4 separate regions of the Homo sapiens genome follow, and regions 1, 2 and 4 are each linked to region 3. The links are chromatin loops, found by intact Hi-C in ENCODE. Cell type or tissue: heart right ventricle. All regions are shown on one strand.

What was found. Hi-C counts contacts between places; a loop is a spot of excess contacts. Peaks named below come from ENCODE experiments on the same cell type or tissue, not always from the same donor. Only the 100,000 strongest peaks of a DNase experiment are listed, where the experiment ranks them.
Region 1: it touches region 3 in a loop (2.0-fold over the local background); 5 of 110 quality-filtered maps call a loop at or near these places.
Region 2: a loop joins it to region 3, with 5 times the contacts of the local background. A loop is called at or near these places in 41 of 110 quality-filtered maps.
Region 4: it touches region 3 in a loop (2.1-fold over the local background); 41 of 110 quality-filtered maps call a loop at or near these places.

The regions. Positions count from the first base shown.
Region 1 is chr19:10,817,281-10,822,280 of GRCh38, forward strand. DNM2 (dynamin 2) reads left to right here. Exons shown (of 21, transcript NM_001005361.3): 16 at 2,700-2,809. It overlaps MIR199A1 (microRNA 199a-1), which reads right to left and starts at 216; the gene lies at 146-216. In heart right ventricle, a CTCF peak has its summit at 3,120 (motif pointing left); no DNase peak of the experiment used is centred here; H3K4me3 peaks cover 619 bases; H3K27ac peaks cover 381 bases.
Region 2 is chr19:10,862,063-10,867,062 of GRCh38, forward strand. C19orf38 (chromosome 19 open reading frame 38) reads left to right here. Exons shown (of 7, transcript NM_001136482.3): 6 at 1,108-1,145. Among named protein-coding and RNA genes, the nearest start is that of CARM1, 7.0 kb to the right of the region's middle. RefSeq lists enhancers at 791-1,639, 2,516-2,635. In heart right ventricle, a CTCF peak has its summit at 2,533 (motif pointing left); a DNase peak (open chromatin) is centred at 2,519; H3K27ac peaks cover 703 bases.
Region 3 is chr19:10,766,963-10,771,962 of GRCh38, forward strand. The region is part of intron 2 of DNM2 (dynamin 2); the gene reads left to right. Among named protein-coding and RNA genes, the nearest start is that of MIR4748, 11 kb to the right of the region's middle. In heart right ventricle, a CTCF peak has its summit at 2,827; DNase peaks (open chromatin) are centred at 131 and 2,799; H3K4me3 peaks cover 1,360 bases; H3K27ac peaks cover 4,624 bases.
Region 4 is chr19:10,855,538-10,860,537 of GRCh38, forward strand. C19orf38 (chromosome 19 open reading frame 38) reads left to right here. Exons shown (of 7, transcript NM_001136482.3): 3 at 728-820; 4 at 2,779-2,806; 5 at 4,378-4,421. Among named protein-coding and RNA genes, the nearest start is that of C19orf38, 9.6 kb to the left of the region's middle. In heart right ventricle, CTCF peaks have their summits at 812 and 2,897 (motif pointing left); no DNase peak of the experiment used is centred here.

The DNA.
Region 1 (5,000 bases), 50 kb after region 3:
TTTCCCCAGTGCCTCTTCTCCCACCCAGGCCCTCGAATCTTCTATGCGAGGCTCTGCCACAGTGGGAAACGGGGTGGTGGAAAATGACACTCACCTGCCGGCGAGTTTGGGGGGCCTGTCTCGACGAGCCGCTCACCCAAGCCCAGCCTAACCAATGTGCAGACTACTGTACACATTGAGAGCCTCCTGAACAGGTAGTCTGAACACTGGGTTGGCGGGGCCGGCTATCCATCCTGCAGAACCCCCCAGGCAGACGCTGGGGCCACCAGGCCAGGCCGTGCCTCAGCACCTCTGAGCAGCCAAGGAAACCACCACTCTTCCCGAGACGATCCGCTCTGTCCCTTCTGACGTGGCAAGGCTGGGGCCGGCTCGCATCTGGAGAAAGTTCTGGGTTTTCAGGAAATCCTAAAGAGTGGGGGAGGCGGAGCAGGAGGCAGGGTTTGGGATCGTGGCTTCTGGGCTCAGGAGGAATGTCTGACTCTTTGGGGGTCGGGGGTGGGGAGGAGGGGCGCACACACACGTGTGTGTGTGTGTGTGCGCGCGCGCGCACGCGTGCGTGCCGGCAGCACCAGGAAGGCGGCCACTGATTTCTCGGCGGAATCGCACTGTAAACAGTTCCAGATGTGGCATTAGCTGGAATGGCCTGTGACTCAGTTACTTGGCCCTGCTGGCTGGAAGCTTCCGGCCGCGTGATATGATAGGGTCAGGGCAGCAAAGGCCCTTGGGCAAACGTCCGAGCCGGGGGCAGGGCTTCTGCAGAGCCCCCTCCCCTAGCCCCTTCTAAAGCCCCCAAAACTCTTCCCCGAAAGGTGGGAGGGACCCAGGCCCTGTGTTACCCAGCCTTGCCTGGGATGACGGGTGCAGGCTTTCTTCATCACCTTCCCTCCCTTGGGTCCGCAGCGGCATCCCTCCCTCCATGGCCACCGGGCCCCTCTCCTATGCTCTGCTCCCTCCATGGCCACCGGGCCCCTCTCCTATGCTCTGCTCCCTCCATGGCCACCGGGCCCCTCTTCCTATGCTCTGCCCTACTTCTTTGCCTAGAGCCTGGCAGGCTAATCCTGGAGCCGCTCACAAGAGCAACCAAAGAAAATCCCGGGTGCTCATGGGCACCAGCTCTGCAGTGGGCACCAAGCTCCTCCATCCTCCTTGGATAGATGAGGAAACTGAGATGAAATGGGAGGTGGCGGGGAAGTGGCTTGCCCGAGGGCACACGGCCAGGAAAGGGCAGGGCTGGCATCACCTCAACCATGCTGAGCTCCTAACGCCCTGAGGCTGAGCCCATGTGCCAAGCCCACTGCTTCATCCTGGCTCCCCTTGCAAAGTCCTGACAGTCCCAGCTGGCCCCCACTTGCCAGGGAGCCCCCGCTGCCTTCTCCACAGTCACTGTGGCTGCTCCTGAACTTGGAGGCGGCAGCCAGGTTAGGCTTTGTGCTGGGGCAGCGCAGTGAGGGGACATGAGAGGAGTTTCCAGAGACGGCCCAGGGAGAAGAAGGGCCAGGGGCACTGTGGGGAGGACTGGGCTTTGGGTCACAGAGACCTGGCCTCTGAAGTCCTGCTGTGGCTTGCGCTGCCTGCCGTGTGGCCTTCGGCAGCCAGCTTCCCTCTCTGAGCTAGGAGGGATCCGTGAACTGAGACCAAGCAGTGCATGGCATGGGTCCCCAAGAGCTGCTGCTGTGGCGGGTGGGCACACACATCACTGGGTGAGTGTGGGACTCCAGGGTGCCACCCCCAGCTCCGTGACTCGCCAGCCCCTTGCCCCTGGCCGAGGGGCCCACCTCTGAGCTGCCTCCCTAGCAGTCTGGACAGCCGTGGCTGGCACTTGGTGCTTCCTGAACAGGGCCAACCTTAGAAAGCAAGTGATAGGGCAGGTGCGGTGGTGCACACCTGTAATCCCAGCACTCTGGGAGGCTCGCTTGAACCCAGGAGTTTAAGACCAGCCTGGGCAACATAGCGAGACCCCATCTCTATTAAAATAATGATAATGATAATAATAAAGAAAGGGAGTAAGGCTTCTGCAGCACCTGGCCCAGGACCTATCCAGCCCCAAGATGTCCTAAAGCGGCCAAGGTTGAAATCCCAGCCCTGCTCCTCTCTGCCTCAGTCTTCCCCTCTGTAAAATGGCATCACAGAGGTAACTCACTCCTAGGCTCGTTTCAAAGATGGAGCCCAGATAAAAGTTCCATTCACTTCGTGCAAGGCGAGGGGCAGTTGTGTTGTGCGTGCCGTCAGCCACATGTCAGCAGTGAACTCAACAGGAGTCCCTGCCCTGGAGAAACTTGAGTCAGTCCAGTGGCAGTCAGCCACCTAGGTCAATAAGCACAGGCAGTCAGGCACCTAGGTCAACAAGCGCAGGATACGTGACGTGTTGTGTGAGGGAAAAGGAGGATGGAGGTGGGGAGGGTGCGGGTAGAGTTAGGGCAGGAGGGAGCCATGCAAGTGTCAGGATCAGGCAGTAGCCCGGTCGTCCGAAGGCCCTGGGGTAGGAACCCAGGTGGGATACTCAGGGAGCATCATGGAGGGCAGCGTGGCTGGGACAGAGTGACGGACGGGGAAGGGCCGGCAGATGGGCTCATATACAGCAGCGACCAGCATTGAGAAGCCCCCGGGGCTGGTGGTGGCGCATGCTACACGCTCTGGCCTGGGGCATCCTGAGTTGTCACGTGGACCGCTCAGGGTGACTCTTTTCCCTCCACCCTCAGGAGAAAGAGAAGAAGTACATGCTGCCTCTGGACAACCTCAAGATCCGTGATGTGGAGAAGGGCTTCATGTCCAACAAGCACGTCTTCGCCATCTTCAACACGGAGCAGAGGTGAGGGGCCCAGGGGCCTGGGGATGGCTCGGGGTGAAGACCAATGGCCTCATTCACACTCCACAACCTTCACTGAGCACTGAGCACCTGGCTGTCAGCAGTCCCTGCCCTTGGGACCCAGCTTTTAGAAAGGGGAGTCACGTGAGAAATAGCAAATGCCAGGGATGCTTCCCGTGCTGGGTCAGAGATGACCTCTCTGGGCAGAGATGAGGATGAAGGCAGGCTCCGAGTCAGTGGGAGCCATGGAGAGTTCTGAGCACAGGGTGACCAGGACCTGGCTCAGGTGCTTGCAGGAGCCCTCTGGTGGCTGAGAGGGAAACAGTATGAGAGGGTGAGAGATGGGGGACGAGGGCAAAGGCCGCTGCCTTGTCCAAGTGGGCGATGATGGGGCCAGAACCCATAGGGAAGGAGGGTGCAGATTCTGGGTAGAAGAGTCAGGCGGAGCCCTGGTGGGCATGGATATGAGAGAGAAAGGCACCAATTGTGACCCTGAGTACGTGGGCCTGAGCTCCTGCACTGCCCAGCTGCTGCCATTGGCCGAGGTGGGGAAGGCAGCGGCAGGTAGGCCTGGAGACAGCCAAGAGCTCCATTTAGGCCATGCCAAGGGAGAGGGTGCATCAGGGAGGCACCTGGGTAGATCGAGGAGTGTGATGTCCAGGAACGAGCTCCAGTCTGGGATGTGAACTGGGCAGTCACCATTGCGTGGATGGTATTTCAAGGAACGAAACCAGATGAGCTCCCAGGAGAGTGAAGCTGGAGAATGGGAGGCCCCAGGAAGCTCACAGTACATCTGTCCCATGAGGCGTAGCTGGAGACTTTAGCAGAGACACTGCTCTCAGGAAGAAACCCAGCTGGCAGGAGGGCTCTTCCCATGCTCACACAATCACGCTCATCCAGGAAGCAGGGCCCACCTGAGTCAGGGATTAGCTGTCAGTAAAGGCCCGGTGGTACCCTGAGACCTGTAGGCAGGCACTGACGTCCTCCCTGCTGGCCCCAGAACCTCCTTGCCTACTGCTTGGCTACACCCACCAACTCCAGCTGAGTCTCCTGGTTCCCTCCTGCTTTGCTCTGGCTGGCCTAAAGCTCGAGACCCATTTGTCCACCAGCTGGCCGTGAAAACCTTCATAGCTCTTCTAGGCTTGCCCCTGGCCATATGACACCTGGCAGCTGTCCCAGGTCCCTGAGCCGTGTGCCTCCTGTACAGGGAGGGTGACAATATTATCTGATATATCTTTTAAGAGCAGGTTCAGGAAACCCAGAGTAGTAGCTGCAAAAACAAGATAAGATGGTTGATAGTTTTTTGTGTAAATTAAGTCCAGACTTTAGTATCCCGGGCAAAGTGGAGCAGCTCCACAGGCATCAGGGTCCAGGCCCTGCATGTTCCTCAGGATTCCACCTGATATGCAGAAGCCGAGCTCTGCGGTGGGACAGGCCTGCCATGAAATCCTGACTTTTTTTTTAAACGGAGTTCCGCTGTTGTTGCCCAGGCTAGAGTGCAATGGTGCGATCTCAGCTCACCGCAACCTCTGCCTCCTGGGTTCAAGCGATTCTCCTGCCTCAGCCTCCCAAGTAGCTGGAATTACAGGCATGCACCACCACGCCTGGCTAATTTTTTATTTTTAGTAGAGACGGGGTTTCTCCATATTGGTCAGGCTGGGCTCGAACTCCCAACCTCAGGTGATCCACCCACCTCGGCCTCCCAAAGTGCTGGGATTACAGGTGTGAGCTACTGCACCTGGCCCAAAACCCCGACTTCTACTTCTTTGTCCAAAATGGCTGCCCAGACTCCAGCCATTGTGATGATGTCCCAGGCAGCAGCAGGAAGGAGAGGAGGAGCTACAAGGGCATGCCTCTCCCCACACAACCTCATCCAGAGGTCGTTCGGGGCAGCCACTTGCTGACCACAAACCCAACTCTCACTTAAAGGCTTTGTGGGCAGCTTGGCTGTCTTAACCACACCTGGATGTGGGACAGGAAAATGTGCGTGGCATGTGGCACGGGGCCTGGCCTGTAGACCACCATCTGCAAGCACTGTTTAGCATCCATTCCATTTATCTCCCAGCTTTGAGACCCTGGTTCTTTTTTCTTTTTCTTTTTCTTTTTTTTTTTTTTTTGAGATGGAGTCTTCCTCTGTCACCCACCCAGGCTGGAGTGCAGTGGCATGATCTCAGCTCATTGTAGCCTCCACCTC
Region 2 (5,000 bases), 95 kb after region 3:
TAATTTTTTGTATTTTTTTAGTAGAGATGGGATTTCACCATGTTAGCCAGGATGGTCTCGATCTCCTGACCTCGTGATCTGCCCGCCTCAGCCTCCTAAAGTGCTGGGATTACAGGCATGAGCCACCGCGCCCAGCCTGTTTTTTTTTTTTTTTTTTTTTGAGACAGAGTCTTGCTCTGTCACCCAGACAGGAACGCAGTGGCGCAATCATAGCTCACTGCAGCCTCGACCTCCTAGGCTGAAGTGATCCTCCCCTCTCAGCCTCCTGAGTAGCTGGGACCACAGGCATACACCACCACACTCAGCTACTTTTTAAATTTTTTTTTCTAGAGACAAAAAATTATGTTGCCCAGGCTGGTCTTGAACTCCTGGGCTCAAGTGATCCTCCCTCCTTGGCCTTCCAAAGCGTTGGGATTACAGCCGTGAGCCACCTCACCTGGCTAGAAGTGATGTTTAAGCAGAGACCTACAAGAATGGGTAATGGAGGCCGGGTGTGGTGGCTCACACCTGTAATCCCAGCATTTTGGGAGGCCGAGGCAGGCAGATCTCTTGGGGCAAGGAGTTCAAGACCAACCTGGCCAACATGGTGAATCCCTATCTCTACTAAGAATATGAAAATTAGCTAGGTGTAGTGGTGCATGCCTGTAATCCCAGCTATTAGGAGGCTGAGGCAGGACAATCACTTGAACCCAGGAGGCGGAAGTTGCATTGAGCCGAGATCCTGTCATTGCACTCCAGCCTGGGCAACAGAGTGAGACTCCTTCTCAAAAACAAGAAAAAAAAAATGGGTGATGGAGCAATTGGAGGAGAGCCTGGGGAGGAGGAGGAGCTGGCAGGTGCTCCTTCTGGAAGGCCTGAGATAAGACACCCATTTTCCTGAGGGCAGTGAGAGATACCCCTAGGAAGACTGTGTGTAGAAGGACTTGGTTCACTTTGTAGCTGTGAACAGTTCACCGTGCAGAATGGGTTGGAAAGGCGCCATAGAGGATGCTGGGAGATGGACCCCAATTGCTTCCCTGTGGGCTGGGGGGCAGTGCGGGGATGGCAGGGAGCAGGGAAGTTACAACTGGCCCCCAATCCTGGGTTTTCTTTCTCTTTCTGTTTCAGACATGTCCTTCGATAACTCCCTGTTTACCGTCTCCGCGGTGAGTGGTTCTTTTTCTTGGAACCGGTTTTCTGCTGACCGTCCTACCGGGAGAACGGGGCGGGCTCAAGGGGCACCACGAGGCTAAGTTGACCTGCTGTCTCTAAGCTGCGGGGGGGCTAGGAAAAGCCCAGAATCACTGAACAGGGACTCAGTAGTGAGCCGAGAGTTGGCTGTGAAAAAATCCCAGGGGGTGTGTTAATTGAAGGTGGTGACGTCAGGCTGTCTTGTGGCCACAGGCAGGCAGGCCCCTTGGTGGTATGTCCTGGCCTGGTCAGTGCTGCCTTTGGTCTCAGTCATGACAGCCCCTCAGAATGGTGACAGAGGATTCAGGGTGACCTGGTGGCCTCTCATAGAGGCTTGTGACAATCTGTGTCACAATCTGTGACAGGCTGTGGTCGGTCCCCTCTGGGTATAAAGAAAAGCATGAAGTTGCTGGGTGCGGTGACTCACGTCTGTAATCCCAGCACTTTGGAAGGCCGAGGCGGGTGTGGGTCAGGAGTTTGAGACCAGCCTGACCAATATGGTGAAACCTCATCTCTGCTAAATACAAAAAATTAGCTGGGCGTGGTGGTGCATGCTTGTAATCTCAGCTACTTGGGAGGCTGAGACAGGAGAATCACTTGGACCCAGGAGGTGGAGGTAGCAGTGAGCCAAGATTGAGGCATTGCACTCCAGCCTGGGCCACAAGAGCAAAACTCCATCTAAAACAAACAAACAGATAAAAATGAAAAAGTACAAATGCCAAGGCTACCCCAAAATGTAGCTGTGCAGAGAGTCCCATAGACCCAGGTTTAAATCCCAGCCCTGACACTGTGTGACAATGGGGAACAATATCCCCCAAAAGCAGAGGGAGGGATTTGTTTTTTTTCAAGACAGAGTCTAGCTCTGTCGCCCAGGCTGGAGCACAGTGGTGTGATCTCGGCTCACACAACTTCCGACTCCCGGGTTCAAGCAATTCTCATGCCTCAGCCTCCCGGGCAGCTGGGATTACAGGCACATGCTACCACACCCAGCTGATTTTTGTATTTTTAGTAGAGACGGGGGTTTCACCATGCTGGCCAGGCTGGTCTCAAACTCCTGACCTCAGGTGATCCACTGGGATTACAGGTGTGAGCCACCATGCTGGCTGGCTGCGGAAGCTGCTTTAGACAGGAGATCAGGAAAGTCTGAGATGGGTGACAAGCAGGAGGTGGGGAAGATTGGGGATGATTGATCCAGGCTGAGGACACATTTTTGGCACAGCCCAGTAAGCTGGGGTGGAGTGAGGAGTCGAAGGGGACCCCATGAAGAACTTTGATTTTACTGCTATTGAGCTGGGATCCCGGAAGGGTTCCTAGTATAGGAGGGAGGGGACCGGATTCAGGTGCACACAGGCGCCCTCTGGTGGCTTCTGCAGGAGGACAGATTTGGGGAAAGCGGGGATCAGTGGAAGGCAGGAGCCTGGAGACTGAAGAGCTGGGCCAAGCGTGCACCAAAGGGTGGGTGGTTTGGTCCAAAATGTTGGCAGTGGAGTTCGAAGAAGTGATCAGATGCAGGTTAGGGGAGATATAGGGGAGAGAAAACACAGAGCTGATTTTTGATGAGGGGGCCAAGGGAGAAGAGGGAGGCCAAGGAGGGTGAGGCTTGGAGGGTCAGGAGTGTGGAGTCAGCCACCTCAACCCATGGCGCCTGGGAGCAGATGGAGAGGGGAGTCTACAGTTCAGGAGAGAGGTCAGTTCTAGAGATAGACTAGGAGTGCCTGGGATACAGATGGTAGGAAGGAAGGGGGCTTGGCACGGGCCTGTGCAGCCCTCTGAGGTCTCTGCTTCCAGAATAAATCCTGAGGCCATAAGAAAAACCCGGCAGGCAGGGCTCAATCTAAACGTTTCCATGAGAATCCACACCGCACAGAACACCAGCCTGGTGATGCCCCCTCTCCCCACTTTTTGAGGTAGTTTTTATTTATTTTTGTTTGTTTTTTGAGATGGAGTCTTGCTCTGTCACCCAGGCTGGAGTGCAGTGGCTTGATCTCACTGCAACCTCCACCTCCTGGATTCAAGCGATTCTCCTGCCTCAGCTTCCCGAGTAGCTGGGATTACAGGCGCCTGCCATCGCGCCCGGCTAATTTTTGTATTTTTAGTAGAGACGGGTTTTCATCATGTTGGCCAGGCTGGTCTCCAACAACCGACCTCAGGTGATCCGCCCGCCTTGGCCTCCCAAAGTGCTGGGATTACAGGCATGAGCCACCATGCCCGGCCTTTTATTTGTTTTTTTACTTTTTTTTTCTTAAATTAAGGACCAGGCGTGGTGGCTCATGCCTGTAATCCCATCACTTTAAGAGGCCGAGGTGGGAAGATTGCTTGAGCCTGGGAGGTTGAGTCTGCAGTGAGCTATGATTGCATCACTGCACTCCAGCCTGGGTGACAGAGCAAGACTTTGTCTCAAACAAACAAAAAATTTCCGTATGAAAAGCATTCACATGTCAAAATATACAATAAAGTTTTCTTACTAAGCCATGCCTCTTCATCCATTGGTATTCCTTTCTGCAGACATACAGGTAACCACTGTTAGCAGCTGCACGTGGCAAATACACGCAGAAGTGGATCTGTACCTTCACCCACCACCCCCGCCAATTTTTTTTTGAGACAGGGTCTTGCTCTGTCTCCCACGCTGGAGTGCAGGGGCACCATCATAGCTCACTGCAGCCTTGATCACCTGGGCTCAAAAGATCCTCCAGCCTCAGCCTCCCGAGTAGCTGGGACCACAGACTTCCACCACCATGCCCAGCTAGTTTATTTTTATATATATATTTATTTATTTATTTTTCTTCCTTTTTATTTTTAAATTTTATTTTATTAATTTTTTGAGATGGAGTTTTGCTCTTTCGCCCAGGCTGGAGTAAAGGGATGTCATGATCTTGGCTCACTGCAACCTCCCCCCCTGGGTTCAAGTGATTCTCCTGCCTCAGCCTCCCAAGTAGCTGGGATTATAGGTGCCTGCCACCATGCCTGGCTAATTTTTTTTTTTTTTTGAGACGGACTCTCGCTCTGTCACCAGGCTGGAGTGCAGTGGTGCCATCTTGGCTCACTGCAACCTCAACCTCCCAGGTTCAAGCGATTCTCCTGCCGAGTAGCTGGGATTACAGGCGAGCGCCAGCATGCCCAGCTAATTTTTTTTTTTTTTTTTTTTGTATTTTTAGTAGAAGCGGAGTTTCTCCATGTTTGTCAGGCTAGTCTCGAACTCCTGACCTCAAATGATCCACCTGCCTCAGCCTCCCAAAGTGCTGGGATTACAGGCGTGAGCCACCAGGCCCGGCCTTTTTTTTAAGATACAGTTTCACTTTGTTGCCTAGTCTGGAGTGCAGTGGTACGATCTTGGCTTGCTGCACCCAGGTTCAAGCAATTCTCATGTCTCAGCTTCCCGAGTAGCTTGGATTACAGGCACATGCCACCGCGGCTGGCTAAAGTTTTTTTTTTTGGAGACGGAGTTTCGCAATTATCGTCCAGGCTGGAGTGCAGTGGTGCCATCTGCAGCCTCCACTTCTGGGGTTGAAGCGATTCTCCCACCTCAGCCTCCCAAGTAGCTGGGACTGTAGGTGCCTGATACCACACCTAGCTAATGTTTGTATTTTTAGTAGATACAGGGTTTCACCATGTTGGCCTGGCTCGTCTTGAACTCCTGACCTCAGGTGATCCACCCACCTCAACCTCCCAAAGTGTTGGGATTATAAGCATGAGCCACTGCACCCAGCCTAATTTTTGTATAATTTTTGTATATTTTTAGTAGAGACAAGGTTTCACCAAGTTGGCCAGGCTGGTCTCAGACTCCTGACCTCAAGTGATCTGCCCGCCTCGGCCTCCCAAAGTGCTGGGGT
Region 3 (5,000 bases):
CAGTGGGGGTGTGTGTGGAGCTATCAAAATGCTTTGCAGTTTGCCGAGGAATTACAGGAACTGGCTTTGGTATCTGGAAATGCCTGTCTGCAGAGGGTGGCTGTGGGGTGCAGCTTGATGGCAGGGACCGGGACAGGCAGAGCCAGGGGTGGCTCAGTGGCTTGTTGGCTGGGCCTCGGCTGCTGCTGCTGTGGACAAGTTGACAGGGAACTCAGTGTTAAGGCCTCTGGCTGATTCTTTGGGCCAGTGGATTGTTAAAAAAAAAAAAAAAATCATCTCATCTCCAGCACTTGAGCGCATGCAGCGTTCCAGAGGCCCAGGCTAGGCCCTCCACTCTATTTCTCTTTTTGTCATTGTTTTGAGACAGGGTCTCTGGCCTCCCCTTGTCATCCAGGCTGGAGTGCAGTGGCGTGATCACAGCTCACTGCAGCTTCAACCTCCCAGGCTCAAGCAGTCCTCCCACCTCAGCCACCCGTGTAGCTGGAACTACAGGCTTGCGCCACCACGCCCAGCTAATTTTTAATTTTTTTGTACATGTAGGATCTTGCTATGTTGCCCAGGCTGGCCTCCAATGATTCTCCCACTTCAGCCTCCCAAAGTGCTGGAGTTACAGGCATGGGCCACTGCTCTCGGCCTGGTGGAAGCTTTTAAACCTCTATTGGGCTGGGCATGATGGCTCATGCCTGTAATCCCAGCACTTTGGGAGGCCGAGGTGGGCGGATCACCTGAGGTCTGGAGTTCGAGACCAGCCTGGCTAACATGGTGAAACCTCATCTTTACTAAAAATATACAAATTAGCCAGGCGTGGTGGCATGCGCCTATAATCCCAGTTACTTGGGAGGCCGAAGTATGAGAATAGCTTGAACCGGGGAGGCAGAGGTTGCAGTGAGCCGAGATTTCACTACTGCACTCCAGCCTGGGTGACAGAGCAAGACTCAGTCTCAAAACAAACAAACAAAAAACCTCTGTTGACCTGGCATTCAGCATTTACTTTCACCATGCCAGGGAGCCCTGTGAAGAAAGGCAGGCAGCTGCGGCAGACCTGGTCGGTGCCTGGGCCTTTTTCTCTGGTGTGGTTCTGTTGCTCACTGACCCACTAGGGAAGAAACGGTTTTCTGGCACCTGCTGTCCATATCCTTCGCCCACATGGAGGGGTTGGCCGACAGCAGAAGGATCTTGGAGGAGAGATCACAAAGAACAGCCCCTGCTGGCCGGGCGCGGTGGCTCACACCTGTAATCCCAGCACTTTGGGAGGCCGAGGCGGGTAGATCACGAGGTCAGGAGATCGCGATCATCCTGGCTAACACGGTGAAACCATGTCTCCACTAAAAATACAAAAAAATTAGCTGGGCGTGGTGGCGGGCGCCTGTCGTCCCAGCTACTTAGGAGGCTAAGGTAGGAGAATGGCATGAACCCAGGAGGCAGAGTTTGCAGTGAGCCGAGATTGCACTACTACACTCCAGCCTGGGTGACAGAGCGAGACTTCGTCTCAAAAAAAACAACAACAACAAAAAAAAACAGCCCCTGTCTTCTCTGATCCCCTGTTGGTTCCCAGCCTGCATGTGACAACCGGGGAAGGTGCCGTGCTCCAAAGTCTGGCATGTGAGTCTGGCTGCCTGGTTCCAGCCCCATCTCGTGTCTGCCCCTGACTGGGCGGACTTGGGTGGGGCAGGTGGTCCTTCCTGGGCCCGTTTCCTGGTCCTTGCGTTGGGGAATGGCCTGAGGTTCCGGGGGAACCTTTTGCAGCTCAGACACCTAGATTCAGCTTGCTGGGGAAGCCTGTGGCAGCCGGGCAGGCAGAACCTCCATTTCTCACCTAACATGCGTGAGTGTGCCCTTGGGGACACAGCAATGACCAAGGCAGATGGGCGTCCCTTCCCTGGTGGCATGGACATTCAAGGTAAAGCTCTCTATATTAGATTTCTTCTCACCCTTTGTCAGATGGTAGTAAGTGTTATGGGGAAACGAAGGCAGGGGAGGAGGGGGCTGGGTGGAGCAGCTGCTGTGGGGAGAGAGATCTGCAGGAGGTGGGGATGCTGTGTGACTTGAGAGAGTAGCTTGCCCTCTCTGGGCTCCTGCCTGTGTGTGCTGGGGGAACGATGGCGCCCACTGCCCCTGGTGCTGTCTTTGCCACATCATTCCTTGGGGACTTCTGCCCACCAGCTGCTCAGACCGTAGCTGTGCTGGCTATGCTCTTCCTGTGCAGGTATTGACTCTGAGTCCTCATACAGCCTGTTATGATGCGCATTTTACAGATCAGTAGACTGAGACCTGGGCAGGCCCTCTGACTACAGACTGAGCTCATTACTGCACACAGCGTGCTGCCAGTACATGCTGGGCTCTGGGGTGCTGGAGCCGCAGGTCCTGGCCCCATCAATACAATCCAAAGTGAGCTGGCTCTGATGAGGAAGAGGCCAAGATGCCCCACTCAGGGAAGTCTTCCTGGGAGAGGTGGTAGCCAGGCAGACCTGGGAGTAGGAGGAGGTAGGGCTGGGCTTTGTAGACACCACACTTGGTGGGACAGAGGCCTGCTAGGGAGAGGGCCTGTGTCCTTGCCACCAGCCCATCTTCCACGCCATGTCCCCCTGCACTCTTTGAAGGGAGATGGTCTCTTTTGGGGCTAAGCTGGGGTCCTGGAGCCAGAAGAGAACTGAGATTTGCTGTGGGGGGTTGGGAGCTGTTCCATTTTTAGTGGCTGCTACAGGAAGAGCGGCCGAGTGTTTCCCCTTGTCCCTGCAGAAGGCTGGAGTGTAACTGTCCTTGGGAACTGGGTCAGCTGATAGCAGGGCTGGGGGTGGGGGTGGGGATCCTGAATCCTCCAGCAGATGTCCTCATTGCCCTGATCTGGGTGGCCAGTGCCTGTGCTGGACACGGTCCTCAGTCATCGGAGCCCACTGAGTCTCCCCCTGACCCTGCAGAGAATTTCAAAGAGGCGAAGTTCCTTCCAGTGGCCTCACAAAGGCTATCTGGCTTAGGAGCCATTACCTGAAGCCAGAATTTCTGAGTTCCAAGTCCCAGCTCCATCACGGAACTTGGCCCAAGGCCCTTAACCCCTCTGGGCCTCAGTTTTGTCATCTTTGAAATGGGGATCTTAGAGATGCCTACCTGTCAAGGGACTTGTGAGGCGCAACGGGACCACACGCAGGGCCTGGCCAGAGTGCCGTAGTTTCTTCGGTTGCCATGATGGGACGGTGAAACTCCTCACACTCTTCTTTCTGCCTTGAAGATTCTAGACCTGGCTGGGTGTTCATCTCCCTTTTTGCCTTTGCTTGAGGCAGTTTATGGCATGGCTGTGTTATTCACGTCGCCAGGTCTCCTCCTGGTGGACGTTGAGGCCATTTTCATTTTTTTACTCTTAAAAACGACAGGGCAGTGCGCATCTTCGCATCTCCGGGGTGGGTCAGGTCTCTGACCTCTTTGCCAGTGTGACTTATTACCCCTTTCTTTCTTTGTTTTTCTTTTTGAGACAGTGTCTTGCTCTGTCGCCAGGCTGGAATGCAGTGGTGTGATCATAGATCATAGCTCACTGCAACCTCCAGCTCCTGGCTCAAATGATCCTCCCACTTCAGCCGATATTAATCCATTTTCATGCTGCTGATAAAGACGTATTTGAGACCGGGCAATTTACAAAAGAAAGAGGTTTAATGGAGTTACAGTTCCACACAGCTGGGCTGGGGAAGCCCCACAATCATGGCAGAAGGCAAGGAGGAGCAAGTCACATCTTATACGGATGGCAGCTGGCAAAGAGAGTGAGAGAGCTTCTGCAGGGAAACTCCTGTTTTTAAAACCATCAGATCTCGTGAGACTTATTCTCTATCACGAGAATAGCACGGGAAAGACCCACCCCCATGATTCATTGATCTCCCACTGGGTCCCTGCTACAACACAAGGGAATTATGGGAGCTACAAGATGAGATTTGGGTGGGGACACAGAGCCAGACCATATCAGCCTCCCAAGTAGCTGGAACTACAGGTGTGCGCCAACATGCCTGGCTAATTTTTTAAATTTCTGTAGAGACGGGGTCTCACTGTGTCACCCAGGCCGGTCTTGAACTCCTGGGCTCAAGTGATCCACCCTCCTCGGCGTCCCACAGTGCTGGATAATAGGCGTGAGCCACTGTGCCCAGCCATTTCCCCCTTATTTTTAGCATCACTACAGTAGCTGTGATCTCTGAGCTTTGGGGATATCCCCTCCCCAACATTTTACTCTGAAAATTCGAACATCTGGAAACGTCAAGGCTTTGTACAGTGGACACCTGTGTACTCGGCAGCCACCTTCCGTGATGAACATGCCTTATATTTGCTTTGTCCTCAATCTGTGATTCGGGACTGGATTTCTCTTGTTTCCTGGTGGGACCCACACTGCTTGTCAATTACTTATTTTGTTCCCCTTCATCCCAGTCTTGCTGTGACTTTCAGATACCCCCGGGTCTTATATACACTCAGGGTTATACCCAGAAAACATTTCTCCTGGGGGATTTGTCTCTAGGTAGGGGGCCCTCTTGAATAGTCAGGGGGAGAAAGAAAGACTCAAGACCAGCTCTGAGGAGGCGGCAGGGGTGCCCCTTCCCTCTACCTTGTGGGCTCCTTGGGGAAGAAGGACAAGTGAGTGCCATGAGAAATACCCCTGGGGATTTTGTGGAGCTGGAATGTGCTGGTGGACCATGAATCCACAAGGACTTGGGCATCGAACTCCCTTGACTGGGACCCACAGCAAGGGAGGCTCTGCAGCATCACCTTAATCAAATGGACTCACCCTCTCTGGGTGATGTATCCTGGTGCTTCCTCTTCTGTTCATCAGTCAATCAACAAATAAATGGCTGGGCGTGGAGGCATATGCCTGTAATCCCAGAAACTTTGGTCATTGGTTATGTCTACCTGTTTATTTTTGGGGGAGGGGGATTCATAATATGTCATGACGTATATTAACAGTTTGCAAAGTGCCACATGGGAACGTAATCTTCAGGATCTGGAAAGAGGCTCAGTCTATTCAGTCTATA
Region 4 (5,000 bases), 89 kb after region 3:
TTTCTTTTTGAGACAGAGTCTTGCTCTGTCACCCAGGCTGGAGTTCAGTGGCGCCATCTCAGCTCACTGCAACCTCCGCCTCCCGGGTTCAAGTGATTCTCCTGCCTCAGCCTCCTGAGTAAGTGGGACTACAGGCACGTGCCAGCACGCCTGGCTAATTTTTTGTATTTTTAGTAGAGACGGGGTTTCACAGTGTTAGCCAGGATGGTCTCGATCTACTGACCTAGTGATCCACCTGCCTTGGCCTCCCAAAGTGTGGGGATTACAGGCGTGAGCCACTGCGCCTGGCCAATTATTTATATTTTTAATATAGACAGAATTTCCCTGTGTTGGCTAGGCTGGTCTTGAGCCCCTGGCCTCAAGTAATCCACCTGCCTCAGCCTCCCAAAGTGTTGGGATTACAGGCATGAATCACCGCACCTGGCCTAAGATATCTATCCTATGCAATGCTAGCCAGAGGAGTAAACCTCTTTTCCCAGTGGTACCACCAAAGTCCCAGAGTTAGCTCTCATTGGCTCCACTTGGGTTACATGCTCATCCTGAACCAATCACAATAGCCAGGAGCGGGGGATAGGCTAATTGGCCAGACACAAAGTTTGCTAAGTCTCTTGGGTCCAGCTGCATTCATGTTCTTTGGTTGGGGGTTATGGGGTAAGGGCTGGCTACTCAAAGGTAACCTGGAGAGACGACACTGACCTGCCCACTCTCTTTTCTGATTTTCCTCCAGTGCCCACTTGGATCTTGGTGCTCTCCCTGAGCCTGGCTGGTGCCCTCTTCCTCCTTGCTGGGCTGGTGGCTGTTGCCCTGGTGGTCAGAAAAGGTAACAGCACGCAAAGCCTGGCACACAAGTTGCCAGTTGACAACTTCTGGAACGTGAAGATGTGCTTACACTCACAACTCACACCATTTTGTTTTCAGGTTCAGTAATTTGTTCATCACACCCCTTTTAAAAGTATTTATTTATTTATTTATTATTTTTCTTTTCAGACAGAGGCTCGCTCTGTCGCCCAGGCTGGAGTGCAGTGGCACGATCTCGGCCCACTGCAACCTCCGCCTTCGAGGTTCAAGCAATTCTCCTGCCTCAGCCTCTCAAGTAGCTGGGATTACAGGCGTGCACCACCATGCCTCGCCAATATTTGTATTTTTAGAAGAGATGTGGTTTTGCCATGTTGCCCAAGCTGGTCTGGAACTCCTGACCTCAGGTGATCCGCCCACCTCGGCCTCCCAAAGTGCTGGGATTATAGGCATGAGCCACAGTCCCCGGCCTAAAAATTTTTTATTTGGAGACTCAGTCTGTCACCCAGGCTGGAGTGCAATGGCAGGATCATAGCTCGCTGCATCCTTGACCTCCTGGGCTCAAGCAGTTCTCCTGCCTCAGCCTCCCAAGTAGCTGGGACCACAGGTGCGTGCCACCACATGCAGCTAATTATTTATTTATTTTTTTTAGGACAGGGTCTTGCTGTGTTGCCCAGGCTGGGTAACTCCTGGGCTCAAGCAATCCTCCCACCTCAGCCTCCCAAAAGTCCTGGGACCACAGGCACACACTACCACACCTGGCTAATTTTTAAAAAATATTTTTTGTTGAGATAGGGTCTTGCTATATTGCCCAGGCTGGTCTTGAACTCCTGGGTTCAAGTGATCTTCCTGCCTCAGCCTCCCAAAATGCTGGAATTACAGGCATGTGCCACCATGCCCAGCCAAATTATGTGTGTTTGTGTGTGTGTGTATGTGTGTGGGTATATATGTGTGTGTATGTATATATATATGTGTGTATATATATACATACACACACACACACATACATATATATATATATATATATATATATATTTTTTTTTTTTTTTTTTTAAGATGGAGTCTTGCCCTGTCACCCAGGCTGGAGTGCAGTGAGGCGATCTCGACTCACTTGCTCTGTTGCCAGCCTGGAGTGCAGTGGCACAATCTCGACTCAGTGCAACCTCCGCCTCCCAGGTTAAAGTGATTCTCCTGCCTCAGCCTCCCGAGTAGCTGGGACTACAGGTGCGTGCCACCACACCCAGCTAACTTTTGTATTTTTAGTGGAGACAGGGTTTCACCATGTTGTCCAGGATGGCCCAGCACTTTGGGAGGCCGAGGTGGGCAGATCGCGAGGTCAGGAGTTTGAGACCAGCCTGGGCAATATGGTGAAACCCCATCTCTAATGAAAACACAAAAATTAGCCGGGCGTGGTGGTGTGCACCTGTAGTCCCAGCTACATGGGAGGGTGAGGCAGAAGAATCGCTTGAACCTGGGAGGCAGAGGTTGCAGTGAGTCAAGATCATACCACTGCACTCCAGCCTGGGCGACAGAACGAGACTCTGTCTCAAAAAACAACAAAAAAAGAAAGAAAGAAAGAAAGAAAGAAAGAAAGAAAGAAAAATCTGAGGCCTTCCAGGCTGGGTGGGGTGGCTTGCCTGTAATCCCAGCACTTTGAAAGGCCGAGGCAAGTGGATCACTTGAGGTCAGGAGTTCGAGACCAGTCTGGCCAACATGACGAACCCTCTTCTCTACTAAAATACAAAAATAGCCTGGCCTGGTGATGCACACTTGTAATCCCAGCTACTCGAGAGGCTGAGGCAGGAGAATTGCTTAAATCCAGGAGGCAGAGGTTGCAGTGAGCCAAGATTGAGCCACTGCACTCCAGCCTGGGTGAAAGAATGAGACTCTGTCTAAAAAAAAAAAAAAAAAAAAAAAAAACAGAAATTGCCGGATACAATTAGGACCAAAATCTAACACATGCTCATTTCTTTTTTGTTCCAGTTAAACTCAGAAATTTACAGAAGAAAAGGTGAGATCATCCCTGGAGACCCACAGAGGGTGGTTTGGGGAAAGAAGGACACTTCCCTGGCAGGGTGGGCACTCCATGCCCCCCACAAACAGCGCCTCCTGGTGGGCATGCTGCGTAATAGGAACAGGAGCCATTTATTAAGTGCCTCCTGTGTGCTGGAGGACTGAGCTGGGACTCTCTGAAGCTGGAGCTCCTTATCCTTATGGCAGCCCTGGAAACAGGCACCATGAATAGCCCTATTTTACAGAAGAGAGGACTGAGGCTCAGCACTCAGTCACAGAGTGAGCAGTTTGCCCAGGGAGAGGCCCTTCCCCACACCCCTTTACCTCCAGCTGCCAGAAAACGGTCACAATCACTCTAGACACCCACAGTCAGTTTCTAAAGAATGCCCCTGGGGTTGTGCAGTGCCCAATTGCACTGTAGGTGATGGCCCAGGTTCCTGGGCACCAGGATGTCCTAACTGGCCCTGGCCTCAGTTTCTCTCCTCCGAGAGTGGGGAGACATCCTGCTGCCTGGAGATGAAAACCTGCTCTGGGGATTGAATCCCAGCTTCACCTGGCTGTGGGCCTCCTAACCAGGAGAATATATATATGTTTTTTTTTTTTTTTTTGAGATGGAGTTTCACTCTTGTTGCCCAGGCTGGAGTGCAATGGCCTGATCTCTGGCTCACCGCAACCTCTGCCTCCTGCGTTCAAGCAGTTCTCCTGCCTCAGCCTCCTGAGCAGCTGGGATTACAGGCATGTGCCACCACACCCGGCTAATTTTGTATTTTTAGTAGAGACGGGATTTCTCCATGTTGGTCCGGGTGGTCTTGAACTCCCAACCTCAGGTGATCCGCCCGCCTGTGCCTCCCAAAGTGCTGGGATTACAGGCATCAGCCACCGTGCCTGGCTTTTATATATGTGTGTGTGTGTGTGTGTGTGTGTGTGTGTGTGTATGTGTGTGTGTATATGTGTGTGTGTGTATGTATGTGTGTGTGTGTATGTATGTGTGTGTGTGTGTGTGTATATATATATATATATATATATATATATATATATATTTTTTTTTTTTTTTTTAGACGGAGTCTCACTCTGTCGCCCAGGCTGGAGTACAGTGGCGCAATCTCGGCTCACTGCAACCTCCGCCTCCTGGGTTCAAGCGATTCTCCTGCCTCAGACTCCTGAGTAGCTGGGACTACAGGCACATGCCACCACACCTGGCTAATTTTTGTATTTTTTAGTAGAGACGGGGTTTCACTGTGTTGTCCAGTCTGGTCTTGAACTCCTGACCTCAAGTGATCCACCTGCCTCAGCCTCCCAAAGTGCTGGGATTACAGGCGTGAGCCACTGCGCCTGGCCCAAGAGAATTTCCATGTTTTTTTCTTCCCCCGGCCAAGGGGCTGTCCCACAGTGTGACAGCTCCAGAAATCAGGATGTTACTGCTCTTCTGTGGGGAAGACCCATGGGTCAGTGGGTGGGGAGCAAAGGCTACATTTTGGGTGTGGTTTGGGGCCAGGGCTTTCCCGATCAAGCCTCCTGACTCAAGGGGCAACCCTGATCCCTGTCACTTTCTCCTGAATTCCTTTGCAGAGATCGAGAATCCTGCTGGGCCCAGATTAACTTCGACAGCACAGGTCTGTGCCTCCACACTCCTGACTCCAGTGGGGAAAGGATTACACCTCCAAATGCCATCAGGCCTCATCACACACCAATCAAATTTCTTCTGTGACTGCTTGTTCCCTTTAGGGTCAAAACACACCCTCGCCACCTCTTCCCCTGGGTTCTCACCTTCTCTCCTTTGACTTAACCTAAAGGTCACCTCCTCTGGGAAGCCTTCCCTGACTCCCTAGACAGGGTCTGTGCCTGCTACTTACAGGACCCCAGGTCCGACCATTCTTCTTACCCCTCGGTAGAAATACAATTAGGCGGCCAGGCGCGGTGACTCACAACTGTCATCCCAGCACTTTAGGAGGCTGAGGCAGGCAGATCACGAGGTCAGGAATTCGAGATCAGCCTGGCCAACATAGTGAAACCCCGTCTCTACTAAAAATACAAAAAAATTAGCAGGGTGTGGTGGCGGACACCTGTAATCCCAGCTACTTGGGAGGCTGAGGCAAGGAGAATCATGTGAACCTGGGAGGCGGAGGTTGCAGTCAGCTGAGATTGCGCCACTGCACTCTAGCCTGGGCAACAGAGCCAGACTCCATCTCAAA